Regions from separate parts of the Homo sapiens genome. Here region 2 is linked to region 1. Evidence: read pairs that join two places in POLR2A ChIA-PET (ENCODE). Cell type or tissue: OCI-LY7. All regions are shown on one strand.

Evidence for each region. Peaks named below come from ENCODE experiments on the same cell type or tissue, not always from the same donor. Only the 100,000 strongest peaks of a DNase experiment are listed, where the experiment ranks them.
Region 2: POLR2A ChIA-PET joins it to region 1 with 6 read pairs; 1 of 35 experiments calls an interaction of 5 or more read pairs at or near these places.

Annotation. Positions count from the first base shown.
Region 1 is chr2:79,007,476-79,015,475 of GRCh38, forward strand. No RefSeq gene overlaps it. Among named protein-coding and RNA genes, the nearest start is that of REG3G, 14 kb to the right of the region's middle. In OCI-LY7, no CTCF peak of the experiment used is centred here; DNase peaks (open chromatin) are centred at 2,106, 4,186 and 5,806; H3K4me3 peaks cover 1,923 bases; H3K27ac peaks cover 3,328 bases.
Region 2 is chr2:78,884,438-78,892,437 of GRCh38, forward strand. No RefSeq gene overlaps it. Among named protein-coding and RNA genes, the nearest start is that of REG3G, 140 kb to the right of the region's middle. In OCI-LY7, no CTCF peak of the experiment used is centred here; a DNase peak (open chromatin) is centred at 3,204; H3K4me3 peaks cover 1,981 bases; H3K27ac peaks cover 2,158 bases.

The sequences.
Region 1 (8,000 bases):
ACGCCTCCCTTTTAAATGAATATGCAACTTCCGCACCATGCAGAGTGTGGCAGGAAAGAAGCACCACATTGGAAAATCTCATCTTCCTGGGTTTCTCCTCAGAGATTTTATAATATTATCCCTAAAAACAGCACAGTGTAAGGCCTAAGGGAGCGGGGTGCTGAGATCCTTCTCAGGGATCAGACATCATAATACCTTAGTCCCTGCCTGAAGATTTAGTTCCGTTTTCAGTTTTGGAGACTCTGTTCTGATGTTATATCCTGTATCGAACTATGCTATTTTTATAGTAAAAATCATCACTAAAACCTCAAGGCATTGCTCTTAAAATTTTAAATTTAGAAAATCCTTTTCCCTTTTAACTAATCTTGGACTTGAGGATGACTGACTTGTCATGGACTTTAAGCCTCAACATAGAGCAGAGATGTCCCTAGTTCTAGACCAGGAGATGCTACTGATTGACCCAAGTAGATACCTATGCAAAACAAGGGATGATCAGGAATGTAAATATATTGATGTTTAAATCTCACTAATATTAGTCCTATTTACAAGGTACCCTTATGTTGGCATTTCAGATACTACATCATTCAGTTCAATTCATTTAACAAATATTCCTTGAGGAGGACCTACTACAGTCCAGGAAATGAGCTAAATATAAAACAGTGAAAAAAAATGATCAGGGTTACTACCCTAAAGGGGCTTTCATTCTAGTAGGAGAGATTGACAAAAACCAGGTTAGCGTATAAATAAACAAGTATCAAGTATTAGGAGAAATAAGCAAATTTTTTTCTACAGATAACCTCAGAGGCTCATTCCTAATAACCTGGCAAGGATTTATCTAAGAGTAGTGTCTCCCTCTTTAGTGGCAGAGGCTGCTCCCAAACTGTTGAAAATTCCCATGGGGCAAGGAACTTCTGGGCAGCTATAGTTTCCCATCACCTGACAAAGAACCCACACCTCAGTTCAGAATGCCTGGTGCCTCATAAATAGCCCAAAGAGTGCATCTCACACTATAAAGTCACTCTTGTGCCAATTTCACAAAGGAGAAAAAAATAGCATGAGAGATTTCCTTTAAAGGGGGAAATAAGCAGGGGGTATCCACAAGGGCTGAGAGAACAAAGACCCATGAACTTGGGGACCCTTCTGCCTTTGAATGCCAGCCTGCACTAAGCATTTTCACTAGTATCATTTCCAGTCTTTTACACGATAGCTTTGAGATAAATAGTGTAATGTGATAGACAGTAACTGAGGACAGAGACTATGTGCCAAGAGGAGAAAACTCCAAGCAGACTTCATTGAGTGAGCCACATTTAAGCACAGACCAGAATGATAAGAAGGAGCAAGTCATGCAGAGAGCAAGGGAAAAAGCACGCCAGCCCAAAGGATTAGCAAGAGGCAAAGCCCGGAGGTGAGAACAATCTTGACTTCTTCAGGATCCAGAGCAAGTAGACAATCAGAAGCAAGGGGGTGTGAGGTGAGGTTACAGCCTCAGGTAGAAGCAAACTAAATCAGGCAAGTAGTTTGTTGATGTGTTTGCTCTTCCCAAGTGCAACCAGAGACCATAGAACAAAAAGGTAGGCAGAGTGGGCTAATGTCATTTATTTCTTTCCAATGTAATCTCAGCTTCTGTGTAAAGAACACAGGGAGTGTGAATGGAAGCCAAAAACCTGATAGGCTGTTACTGTCAGGTTCCAGGTGATGTTGACCTGGACCAGGATGATGGTGTTGGAGATAGAGAGGAGAAGATTGATGCTAGATCCATTTGGGAGGTGGATTGACCATGTTGGAAATAAGAGGCATCAAAGAGCCCTCCCAGGGTTTGTCCTGGCATCTAATAGGTAGATGGTAATGCCACTTATGAAAATGAGGAAGACTGGCGATGGAAGGGATTAAATGTATTGGTGGGTCATGAGGAAAAAATATGCTTTGGACACACTATCTTTAAATGACTTTTGGAAATTCCTATGCTGGGGAAAAATTGTGTGAGAAAGACCTTCTTGGCTCATACTCCTACAAATACCCTGCACGTAAGCAACATACCACTCCATCTGACCATTCATGGTCCCTTTTATCACAACACTCTCCACTTCCTCTGAGGGCAAGTCAGTCAGCAGTTTGCACAGATGCATTTCCTCCCATGATCTGTCCTGAGCTTGGCCACCACTTCCATATTATGTCAGACATTTTCCCTCTGTGTGCCTGAAAGAGTGGTTCATCATCCAGATGCCAACCTGGCAAGCAGAGAGACCCTGAATCTTCAGGCATGCACCTGAAGCAAAGCGAAACAGCAGAAATCTAGAAATCCAGGTTGAATTCAGAACCCAGCTGTCCTGCCCTGCCTGGGAAGAGTTGCCAGCAGATGACTGAGTTAACGTTTCTAATTGAGGGCTGCTTTCTTTGTCTCCTTCCAGAGGAGGAGAAAGGGGATAAGGAAAAGGAGAGGGAGTGATTCCATGGTGGGAAGAAATAAAGAAGAATTGCTACACACGCTGAACTTATTAGTTTCCTCCCAGGAATTTTCTAAGAATGCTCTCCCCTGCCTTTATATGAGCCCCACTTATGATCAGAATGGCCCAACTGGGGCCATTCAACTGTGCCAGGAAATTGTTATTAATTACTGTTTGATTATTTCCTAGGCAAATGCTTTCTCTTTTCAAATATATTTATTGAGAGTCAGCAGGTTCAAGGCACAACATTCCGTACTGATGAAACGACACTCAACTAGAGAGACCAGACCCTTGTTTTCTTGGAGCTCAGAGTGTAGTAGGGTGCAGACAATAAACAAACAACAAACACACTCCTAAAGGTAATCTCAGATAGTGATGAGTGCTGTAAAGAAAATAAGACAGCAAAACACAGTAAACAGAGGGTGGGGTGAGGGCAAATTATATTAAACATTTAAAGGAAGGTTTGCTGAGGAGGTGACTTCTGGGTTGAGAAGGAATTAGCAAGCACAATTTTGGGGGAAGGGTTTTCCAGGTCATGGAATGCAGGGACAAAACTTCTCAGGTGAGGTTAAGCTTGGACAATGGTCAGTGGGCCTGCAGGCTGCTGCATGGTAGAGAGTAGTCTGAGGTCTGGTCACAGAGCTGGCCTGGCCCCTTTGCTTCCTGACTCTCTGTTTGTGCTCAGGGTACCTGAAAGCAGAAATCACCTTTCACATGTGTGCCATTTTCCCCACAGGCTATAGTGCAAGATTAGGCAAATAGGAGGCATATGAGACACAAATGAGATGGGATTGAACCAGATTTAAATGAAATTGGAGAGGACTGATTTAGGAATTGAGTGGCACTTGATTCAGCTGCTCTTCCTTGCTTCATATTTTATACATCAGCTACACCAAACAGCTTGTTGCCACCTGCATCCACCTGCCTGTGCTCTTGATGCCTGTCTGCTTGGAAAAATCTTCCTATCCCCCTCTGAATAGTTAGCTCCTCCTTACCATTTAAAGCTTCTCTCAATATTGCTATATCCAGGAAATACCAGTAGCATCCTTACTTGATTCCTGACAACCGCAAATGTCTCTAGATATTGCCAAATGTCTGTGGAAAGAGTGGGAAAAATCAACTGCAGTTGAGAATCACTGTTCTATTTCTCCCTAGATACACACACAAAACCTTCTTCCCCAGTAAGGAGAGAGAAAAGGCAAGAGGAAACAAAATATTGAAAAACACAAGCAGCCCACATCAAGCCTTGCTGCATTGCTATAAAACAGTTCTAAGTTAAATCCACCTTAAATTAGTGCATCCTGTACCATTTTAACTTGCACAATGGAATAACTATTTAAAAATCAGAGAAAGGAGAAAACCAGGAGACCCATTTAGGAACTGAGGCTCTGCTTTTGTATCTAGAACTCCAACAACACTGTTAAACTTCACGTTGGTGAGATCAGGACTATACTAAAAAGACATCATCATTACTTTTTAATTACTGCTAATTACTACCTACTATTGTTTGCATGTTGCTTGGTTGGTTCAGTTTCCTTGAAAATAAATGAACTTTTCTACCTGGCCCTGATAACATTTTTGTGTTTATAGCTTGACACCAACCCAAGTTCTTGGCAGATATTTTTCACCCACACCCAGAGAAGTGGGGCCATCACCCCAAAAGCAGCTGTAAATTTGCATCCAAAGGACACAGAGGCTTAGAGGCTGGAAATAGAACCCCAGGTGCAGAGAAGGGCACGAGGGATATGCCCTAGATGACTGAGCAAGGAAATACATTTAATTCAAGCCTGGCAGTCACCCGCAAAAGTAATGGCCCCAGGGACTGAGTCCAGTGCTAAGCTATTCACTTCCTCTTCCATGTTCCCCGAAGAATAAATGTGTATCTTCAACCAAAGGTGCCTGGGTCTTCAGGAGCTGCCTGCCATGTAGGCCTCTGCGCATTGAAAAACACAAGCAGCCCACATCAAGCCTGTTGCATTGTTATAAAACAGTTCTAAGTTAAACACACCTTAAATTAGTGCATCCTGTACCATTTTAACGGCACGATGGAATAACTATTTAAAAATCAGAGAAAGAAGAAAACCAGGAGACCCATTTAGGAACTGAGGCTCTTGACACTGGGACGTTGACAAGGTTTTCGCAGAGTCCCTCGGCCTGTCTTTTTTGCCTGCTTATTCCACCTCCAGGCTTTACTTCTCTCTAAGATTTTAATGTTATTTCCCTGTTCCTCTATCTTTCTGTCCCTTAAAATCCAATTGCAGGAAGAGCTCTGAGAGGCCTATTCCCTGAAGAATTAATAGCTGCTAATAACTTACTGTACCATCCTTCTCAAGTGAACTCATAAATTATTCTTCCACAGTTGAATTTATCATCTTGGGGGAAAAAGGAACATTTCCTTTTCTCTTAATTATTAAAATATCTATATGATATTGATGACTTTTTGTCTCTTTTCAGGGCCCTGATGTATATTTTCTTAAAGCATAATTAATAATTATGTAGCGCTGTACTGTCTAATACTATAGCTACTAGTCATGTGTGTCTGTTGAGCAACTGAATGTGGCTAGTCTGAATTGATTTGGGTGGTAAGTAAAAAATACAAACTGGCTTTCCAAGATCTAGTGTGAACAAGCTATAAAATATCTCATTCATAATTTTCATATTGATTATATGTTAAAATGATATTTTGGATATATTAGATGAAATAAAATATAATATTAAAATTAATTTTACCAGTTTCCTTTTACTTTTTTATGTTATTACTAGAATATTTTAATTTCTATACATGGCTTTCATTTTATTTCTATTTGGCAGTACCTCATCAATGTGCTCTTATAGTCATTCGACATCCAAGAGATTGATACTTAACACATCTTACAAAAAAAAAATACAACGGAAACTAGCAATTTGCTCATGATTACACAGCTAGCAGCAAAAATAGACCCTGAGTCCGCTAAGTAGAAAAACTGGCCTTTACGTAAAAATCCAAGTTTGACAGCAAACTTCAACACAAAGCCTTTTTTTCCAAGAACTTGTATTGCTCTTAAAGCAATTTTTCACTTTTTGAGTTGAAATGACAGACAGCTAGAAGGATAAGGAAATCGCATCCTTCTGGGGGCTCAGGAGTTCCTCATGCCTGGTGAATTGTACTGTGAGGCAATGAAACAAAAAGCATTAATAAAGAAAGCTCTGTTGTAACAAACCAAAAAAAAAATGTTGAGTTATTTTTTTCAAGGGAAACAGACTAACTGAATTGCCTGGTTACTTTGCCCCAGTTTCTCCTCCACTCTCCAAGCTCAACAGAGATTAATTACTCACATCTTGGATTTTGCTGTTACAGTCTCTGAGCAGACGCACTTTGCTTTCCTTCTCCAGAACACCTGCCACATCCTCCCTGCATCAACAGTGATGGATATAAGATTAGGCTCTTGCCGTCTCATCACAAAAGTCATCCTTGTATGTCCTTCATCACTGGCCAGAGCCTGTGATGTCCTGTTTCACTGTAATAGGTGATCCCAGAGTGTGATGCAGCAAAAAGGCTGGGGCTGGGGCTCAAAACACCTAGCTCAGGTGAGTGAGCACCTCATCATTGGAGGTATTTGGTTTAGGCAGAGTTGACTTGGATGAAATTTAGGGTATCTTTCAACCCGAAAGAAGAGTCAGTAGATCGATAGCAAAGGGATCCTGCAGAGGAATAACCCATCTATAACTTTGTCTCTATTATTGGCCCCTGCCCATCCCCTAATTCTAACTTTGATCGTTGCTGTTGGGATATCACCTCCACTTGTGCTAAGGTATCTCTTCCTGGTTCCAGGATAATTGAGTCTCGAAGGCTGAAGAAAAAATGCAGTAACTCATGTGGATATACTGGCAGCCCTGATAATGGAGCTCAATCGACAGCTGTGCCAGGAATTACTTAGGTGTTGAATGTAACTTCAAAGGTCAATAAACGTGCAGTAAGTTCAGCCTGAAGCTGAACACACACCGATACCAGTGTGAGGGACCTGGGGTTGTTTCCCCTTCTCCTTTGCTAAAAGAGTTCTAACAGTCTACTTTCAGGTTAACATAGTATTTCTGTATTTTTGCTGCAGGGTCACGTTCTTTTTTTGTATATATATTTTTTAATAATTAGAGGTTTTCTTTGCAACATGGCAAGAGCAATAAATCACATAGCCTTTATTTATGATATTTTACATGCTGCAGACAGTTTTATTTAGAGAAAATTTGCAGGGACTAAGGAATTGTCTGATGTCTATTTCCCCCTCAATTTAAAGACCTCTGTACCTAGCCCCATGTTAGGCACTGTGATATTTTAAAAAGATAAAGATACAGTCCCTGGACTTTCCAAGTGTTAATGTACTTGGAGAGACATGAATGGGTGAAATTATGAACAATACAATATCAATGCGGGAAATAGGGGTATAAACATTGCTTCTGCAGGTAGGACTGTATTCTATGCCTTCTCACTGAGTATAAGGCTCTGGCCATTTTACTATGCCCATTTAGTCCTCTTGAAATTCTTATCAAAACTTAAGCTAAAATATCCCAAACCAAAATCTCCACTTCTCATAATCGAAATTGTCCTGCAGGTGTACGTATCACTGTTACTTAGATTGTAACAGGGCTTTATATCCCATCAGATTTTTGCACTTAGGTCATGTCTCATTTCTGAGATTCAATTTCTTCATATGTAAATTTAGATTACTAACATCCGTATGACTCTAGCTTTCTTTGATCCATATTATAAAAATTTTTTAAAAAATACACCGATGAAATGAGTTGCAAATATTGAGCATCACTAACATTGTGATGGTGGTTTGGATACACATTCTCTCCTATCTGCATAGCATTTTCACCTCCTAACTGGTCTCCCCATTTCTGGCACCTCTCTCTGCATTTTAATTTGTATTCATGTCGCTTCTCTACCAAGGTGAGCACAGAAAATTTATCCTGGGTTTTGGTTTCAGCTTTATTCCATAAGCATCAGAATGAGCCTAAACTGTGTCTGTATCTCAAGTTCAAACATGCCTCAGCATCCATCTGGGACTGCTCCAGCCCATTCTGATATTACTTTTAGCGGGCTGAGGAGTCTTTTTGGAGATAACTTATAAAGAAAACAAGGTCAGGCAGAAAAGTCTGACTCCAGTACAAAGTGTGGGCCATGAGAGAAAAGGAGTGACTATGAGTAGAGTGTGGTGACATCACACAGAACCTGCCCCAGCCCTATTCTTGAGATCCACATCTTCTTAAATAAGAAAGAGATGGTGTCCAACCAGAAGTGGAAATAGCTGTTTCAATAAAATGCACTAAAATAGTGGGGTTCAGGCATAATGGATGCCAAAACAGCAAGAGACCTTTGTACTTCTTTGGGAGTTCTCTAACCGGGTGTAACGTGAGATGGGGAGATCCATCTTCCTCTCCTCCACTCTGCATGGACGTTTTCATAGTCCACAACTGGATACCATGGGGGCTTTATGGGAGCATCAGTGCTGACATTGCCTGTGTGTGAACTATACATCAGTGGTGGTGTCTGGTAGGAGACCTCAGTGGACAACCTAC
Region 2 (8,000 bases), 120 kb before region 1:
CATAGGAGAATGAAATCGGATCCCTATCTCTCACCTTATAAAAAAATCAACTCAAGATGGATCAAAGACTTTAATATACGACCCAAAACCAGGAAAATTCTACAAGACAAAGTTGAAAAAACTCCTCTAGACATTGGCCTATGTAAATATTTCATGACTTAGACCCCAAAAGCAAATGCAATGAAAACAAAACTAAATAAATGGGACCTAACTCAACTATAAAGCTTCTGCCCAGCAAAAAGAATAATCAGCAGAGTAAACAGACATCCCACAGAATGGGAGAAACTATTTGCAAACTACACATCCAACAAAGGTCTAATATCCAAAATCTACAAGGAACTCAGACAAATCAGCAAGAAAAAAATAAATAATCCCATGAAAAAGTAGGCAAAGAATATGAACAGACATCTCTCAAAAGAAGCTATACAAATAGTCAACAATCATATGAAAAAATGATCAACATCATTAATCATCAGGAAAATGCAAATTAAAAGTACAGTGAGATGGCACTTTACTCCTTCAAGTATGGCCATTACTAAAAAGTCAAAAAACAATAGATGTTGGTGTGGATGAGGGGGAAAAGCTCATACGTGGCTAGCGGGAATATAAATTAGTACAACCTCTATGGAAAACAGTATGAAGATTCTTTGAAGATCTAAATGTAGATTCACCATTTGATCCAGCAATCCCACTACTGGGTATCTACTCTCCCAAAAGGAAATCATTATATTAAAAAGAAATTTGCACATGTATGCTTATAGCAGCACAATTCACATTTGCAAAGATGTGGAACCAATCTAAGTGCCCATTGTCTAATGAATGGATAAACAAAACGTTATATATATACACCATGAAATACCACTCAGCATAAAAGGAACCAAATAATGTATTTTGCAGTATGTGGATGCAGCTGGAGGCCATTGTTCTATGTAAAGTAACGCAGGAGTAGAAAACCAAAAATTCTATTTTCTCACTTATAAGTGGGAGCTAAGCTATAAGTATGCAAAGGCATACACAGTGATATAATGAACTTTAGAGACTTGGAAGGGGGAGGGTGAAAGGAAGAGTACAGATAAAAAAATACATATTGGCCGGGCGCGGTGGCTCACGCCTGTAATCCCAGCACTTTGGGAGGCCGAGGCGGGTGGATCATGAGGTCAGGAGATCGAGACCATCCTGGCTAACAAGGTGAAACCCCGTCTCTACTAAAAATACAAAAAATTAGCCGGGCGCGGTGGTGGGCGCCTGTAGTCCCACCTACTCGGGAGGCTGAGGCAGGAGAATGGCGTGAACCCGGGAGGCGGAGCTTGCAGTGAGCCGAGATTGCGCCACTGCAGTCCGCAGTCCGGCCTGGGCGACAGAGCGAGACTCTGCCTCAAAAAAAAAAAAAAAAAAAAAAAAAAAAATACATATTATATACAATGAACACTATGGCTGATGGGTGCACTGAAATCTCAGAATTTCCCACTATGTAATTCATCCATATAACAAGAAACCCCTTTTACCTCAAAGCTATTGAAATAAAAATTAAAGATATGTATGTGTATATATACATACATATTTACACACACACACAATAAAAAGATAAAGAGTCAGAAGATAAAAGAACACCCAACTATATATTGTCTAAAATAAATCCATTTTAAATATAAAACACACATAGATTAAATGTTAATGGATGAAGAAAATTATACCAAGCTAAAAACATGAATTGAAAGAAAATAGGAGTAGCAATATTAATTTTAGTTACAGCAGACTTCAGAGCATGGACATTTATCAGGGATAAAAAAGAGCACTACGTAATTATAAAGGGGTTAATTCTCCAAGAATATATAATAATTCTTAACATGTATGTGCCTAACAACAGAGTATTAAAATATGTGAAAGAAAACTAATAGATCTGTGAAGATAAATATATAAATACACTATTATAGCTGGAGACTTCAATACACTCCTATTAGAAAAGAACAGATCCAACAGACACAAAATTAATAAAGACAGTGAAATTCAACAACACCATTCATCAACTGGACATGATGGACATCTACAGACAACTTTATGCAACAATAGGAGAATACACATTATTCATAGATTCACATGGGATATTCACCAACATAGACCACATTCTGGGTCATAAAAAACACCGGAAAATTTAAAAGAATAGAAATCATACAACGTCTACTCTCAGACCGCAGTGGAATTAAACTAGAAATCAATAACAGAAAGATAGCTGGAAAATCCCTAATTCTTTGGAGATTAAACAACACTTCTAAATAACACATGGGTTCTCATTCTTATTAGATTAAGGGTTCACTTGTTACCCAGTTCTGATAATAAGACTTAAAGTTGAGATTCAGAGATAGCTCAGAATAAAGGGCTCTAACATTGCTTCTTTCTTATTTACATTAAATTGGTTAAAACGCTGCATGTGATTACAACTTTTTAGTTCTCTCTATGTATGTAGCACAACTCTTAGCATATAATGAGATTTTGTTATTGCAATCCCTACAACTTCACAATATTACATTGATGTCTTTCTTTTCTGAAATATTAATAAAGGTATCAAATTTTATTTTTCCTATTGAATATGTTTATATATAATTAGACCACAGAGGAAAAAATACTGGCATATGTTCTCATTATTTTTTAATAAATATATATTTAAATATTTTTATCATTTCAATACACTCAAAATGTTGGCATTTCAAATAGATGTCAGTTTTCAAGTAACATACACTTATAATTATACTATTTTAAATAATGGTGATTTTTTTTTTCTAATTGGCTAATGTTTTAATTCAACAAACCTGTAGAAAACATTGTCCTTCTTCAAAGAGCTTCATTCCTAACTAGAAAATATTTTGCCCTAAGGAATGAGAAAACAGCACAGAAAAAATGTCATAATCTTTCTCAGTAGCTGATATTCAGACAAAAAAATGTCCTACATGTTTATATCATTTAGTTTACATCCAAGATTTTGACACTACAATGAAAATTACAATATTGAGAAAGTCAAAAGCATCTACATTTGAATAAAATCAAAGAGAAGGGAGGAAAGAAAAAAAATAAGCAAACACACTCAGATCCTTAGCTTAGGTTTTTAAACAGCTTCATAGCATCAGTCCCTTCCACTCTAAACAGCAGCAGCAGTGGCAGCAATACAGACATTCAACCATGAAATGAGCATGATTTCCAGGTGGCCTTCTTCAATAAGAATAGCATTAAATGACTATTTAAATTTGCCAGGAAGTGAAACATTTCTCAAATAAGAAGCCTATACAATTGAAATTCTGTGCAGCACAGCTAAGGGAAGATTTGAAGCTGATACCTACCTACTACTACCACCATCAAGCGTTCCAACATTTTTTAAATGAGCAAACTAATGATAATGAAACTAATTTTACCACATCACCCTGGGAGAGGAAGATTTTCGATAAACTTTTGCTATTAACAGCTAGGATATTCTGAAAGTATTTACCATTAAGAGATAAGCACAATGAGAAAGGTAGCTTTTAATATACAGCAGAGAATGTGCAAATAAAACCACTGATATAACAGAATCCCAGTATAATAGCGTTTGCAACAGTCAACTTCATAGTTAAGGTTACAACTCAATTTCATATCCCTGCTTTACTTGCTCATAAAAACTTGGTGGAAAGTTCTTCAACATTAAAACTTTTCATACTTGGTCTCCAAGTAAATATGAATGATAAACATGAAGGTTTTTCAATTTTAATAAAAGATTTTTTCTTTCCCTTTCTCCAAGGACAGTTCCTTCACACAAGTACTCCGACAAATAGCATGAACAAGGGGGAATTTAAAATGCATGAATTTCCTAATTAAACTTCAAATGTTTATTATGGACCCTTTTCTCTTAAACAACACCTGAAGTTCAGGGAATTTAAAAACCTTCTGACAAAGCACTAGTCCTCTGGGAGGAAAAATACTGTCTAGGCTTCGAAAACCCATTCAATAACCTGAAACTTATTTAGATCTTAACTAGAGAAAATCTGAATGTGGTTATAGAAATTTTGGTGGCCTCAGATTATAGTAACACTCTATTAAAATTACATACAATTACATTTTTGCTAATAGATCTGCCCTGGAATTTTCCCCATTATATTGTGAATATGTTTTTAATTTACTGTATATTATAATTTTATTATAATTTATTTTAAAAATTCTATTGATATATAATAGTTGTACAAAACACATGTGATATTTTAATACCTGTATATAATGTGTAATGATCAAAGCAGGGTAATAGGACTATCCATCACCGCCAACATTTATCTTTCCTTTGTATTGGGAACATTGCAATTCTTCTCTTCTAGCTATTTTGAAATATACAATAAATTATTGTTAACTATGAATTCCCTCCTATACTATGGAATACTAGAACTTATTCCTTTCTATCAAACTGTGTTTTTATACCCTTTATCCAACTTTTCTTCCTCTCTCCTTCCCTTCCCATCTCATATTATCATTTGTAATTGGTACATAATAATTGTATATATTTATGGGGCGCAGGGTGATATTTTGATGCATAAATACAATGTGATGTTTTAACACATTAAAAAACCTTCTTAGCTGGGGAGAGACTGCCTCTCCCCGGATTAAGCCAATTCTAAGAGATAGTAAAGGACCCAGCAGGAGTATGCCTTTGATAAACAAAATAACCACCAGAGCCATACCTTCTCTACCTGGCCCACCACCCCAAGAGGTAACAGTCCTCTGCCTTAATCATCCCAGGGCCAAGTAGCAGGCAAGTAGGGGCCACCCCTATAGCCCAAAGCCTGCCAGTTATTCAAACAAGCCAATCCTAAATTATTCAACCTGCCCCACCTTGCCTTTCCTGCTGACCCCAACAAATGCAATGGCTGAAACCATCCTCTCACTCCTGTCTTCTGCCCTTTCACCACCCTGGTGTCTTTCCTGTGTGGCCCTGTGTGGCACGTTGTGCCTCCTTGTCTTCTAGGACCTGTGAGTATAATAACCTTCATTTTTTCCTGAACCTCTCCATTGTCTCCTCTTGTGGCCACACCTCACTGACCATCACATAAAAGAATACAAAACACCCTTCTTCCCAGATGTCACCTAATACTTTATTGGCAAGGATGCATCACTAAGTCTGACCAATAAATCAGACATGTAATATCTGACAATAAGATTTGTTTCCATTCCTTTTCATCTCACAACCTCCTTCAAAATCTTTCTGATATCTCAGGCAAATATCTAGCTCTGTTCCCATCAATAATATCTCTTTTAGAAACTGTGGACACCCCTCAAGACCTTCCCCTTCCTTGAAGGACTGCTTAACCTATCCAGTGGCACTAACCAAGAACCACAGCACACCTACCCAGAGGTGGTAGGAAATGTATGGAAATAGTACCTTGGGGAATAAGGTAGGGAAAGCATTGCTTGGCTTTTGTCGGTAGGAGCTAAAGATGCTTATTAATTATCTGGCAACATTCTGCAATGATACAAAATGAATTCTATGGTTCAAAATGTCAGCAGCACCTTGTTGAGAAATAATAGTGTACGTGATCTCTCACTTCAAGAAATTGGTCATCTAGGAAATCATTCATATTAGGCCTGCCCAGTCCTAGATGTCCTAGCAAACTAGAGCTATAGAAACATATTATGTAATTCACATCAGAAAATGGATACGATTGTTCCAATTCTTGAATAGATCTTGAGAAAATAACCTCTCCCTCCACATGAGTATGGAACCCAGAAATGGTCATTTGAGATTTAAATATTCTGTTTCTAAAGGACTTCGGACATTCATAGATAAAATGAAGTCAGAAATACAAATCCCCACACTCCAGGTCTTTATTATCTAGACTGACAGAGCATAAAAGTGGTGGTGGTGGGGGGTGATGTGGGGAAGGTGGTATAGGCACTGCAGCAATCTAGAAAAAGATGACTCAATACTATTCAAACACCAAAACCACAGGAAAGGTAAAGAGAATGTCCTTTAAGACTACAGACTTTCATATCCGACATTCCCAGGTCCGAGTCCTCTGTTTTGTTGCTTAATATGAATGACATTAGGTAATTGCTTCTAGAGGTTGGGACTTCTAATAGATAAAGTACAAGTAAAAATGTGGAAAGAAAGAACTAAAGACCAGTTTAGAATCTATCATCCTGAGTAAAGCAGCAGCATTAGGAAACAATAATAGGTAATATTTATTGAATGTTTATTCTTCATGAGGTGCTAATACATGTATTCACTTCATCCTTACAACTCTAAGAGGTTTTATGACCCATTTTGGCCACAAAGATTATGAAGGTTAGACAGGTGACATCACTTGAACAAGGTCACAGTAGCTTGTACATGGAAGAGTTAGGGCTTGAACCTAGGGCTTCTTTACTTGAAATCAAAAACTCTTAGCCACTACTCTAACCTTCCTTCTCCGACAGCATCATGAAAGGTGCAGTATTATGGTGGTAAAGACACAAAAGCAACCCCAGGACATCAAGACAGCCTCCTTGGACTTCCACTTTGCTAGGGAGAATAAGTAGCATTTGAAAGGAATGATGCTGCCAAGATTTGCTAAAAGCTATGCCAGGCAGAAAGCCAGTGGAAAGGTGGCAATCTCATCACTGGCACAGCACAGAGAAGGAGCTTGAACAAAGTCTCTGTGACAGGCATGGAAATGTGCCACTCAGCTCTTCCAAGTGGAAGCATAACTGACAGGCGGCCCCAGCAGCTGCCTTTCTGACTTCACTATTGTATTCACACCCATGAGCTCTTCCCAGCCAATGCCTAAGAGCTTCAGGAACACCAGTGCAGAGGAGACATGGGACTCCTCTGGCAAGCCACCTTGGCTTGTGGAATTCCAGTTGGCCTGGCTGACACTTACTTAGAACCGTGCTGCAGTCTGAGACTTTTCCTGCCCAAGCCTCCTTCCTTCTGTCTCTCCTTCAATGGGATCAGACCTGCATTAAGAATGTGGCTTGAAGGTTATCTCCACCTTCTTCAGCACCTTCCCATTTCTTCTTCACAGATGTTTTCTCTAATACATTTATTTCATGTGTAACCCCATATTGGGGTCTGCTTCTTCTTGGAGGATACAAACTAACAGTCACAGATTATTCATGACCCCTAGTTAGATGGCTTCTTCAATCTCAAAAAGCAACAGAAAAGATGTGATTTCCTTTGCCGTGATGATCAATGGCTATGTCTCCCCAAAAACTTACTAACCTCAGGCATCTGGGGTTACTAAAGCAAATGGAAAATTATGAAAAGGAAAGAAAATGGAGATAAGTAAGTTAAGAATCGCAGCATAAATCAAAGGACAATTAAATAATTAAATTAATATTTTTATCAGCACAAAGCATAACTGATTCCACAAAAGAGGCTTGATGATACGGAAGATCCATTGAAGAGCTCTCTCTAAGAAAGAGAGTCAAAATCCATGAAAGAGCATATCGCAAACTGAAGGACAGAGACCCAAGAGCCAACATGTTTAGTGATATGTGATCCAGAAGAAAAAGCCGGAACTAATAAATAACAAAGATAAAATAGAGCAAAATATTCCTGAGCTGAGGAAAGAACTAGTTGTACAGAAGAAAATGTTTCCCAAGCTACAGGATAAATTGATAAAAGAGCAGCCCAATTGCTCTAATTTTTCAGTCTAGTCTTTATCTTTCAAGCAACAGAATATTTTTACATTTCTGGAGACTTTGCTTGATCCTCCTTACATCCTTAAAGTGGGGTTCAGACAGTTTTTGTCAAATATTATGAGTTATAGGAAAACCAGCATCACAGCTCTGTGGATTCATTCTTTACCCACGTTAAGAGGGGCAAACTGATGTTAGTTACCAAAGTGCTCTCTCCTGCCCATCAACTATCTCAAATGCTGTTCTTTCAACCTGCTGACAGTCTGTTTTACCCATTAGACCTGTTGTGAACTTAACAGAAACACTGCAGTCAGACAACATATGAGCATGAGTTATTATGAGGGTTCTCCCTAGGATTTATATTTGTTCTC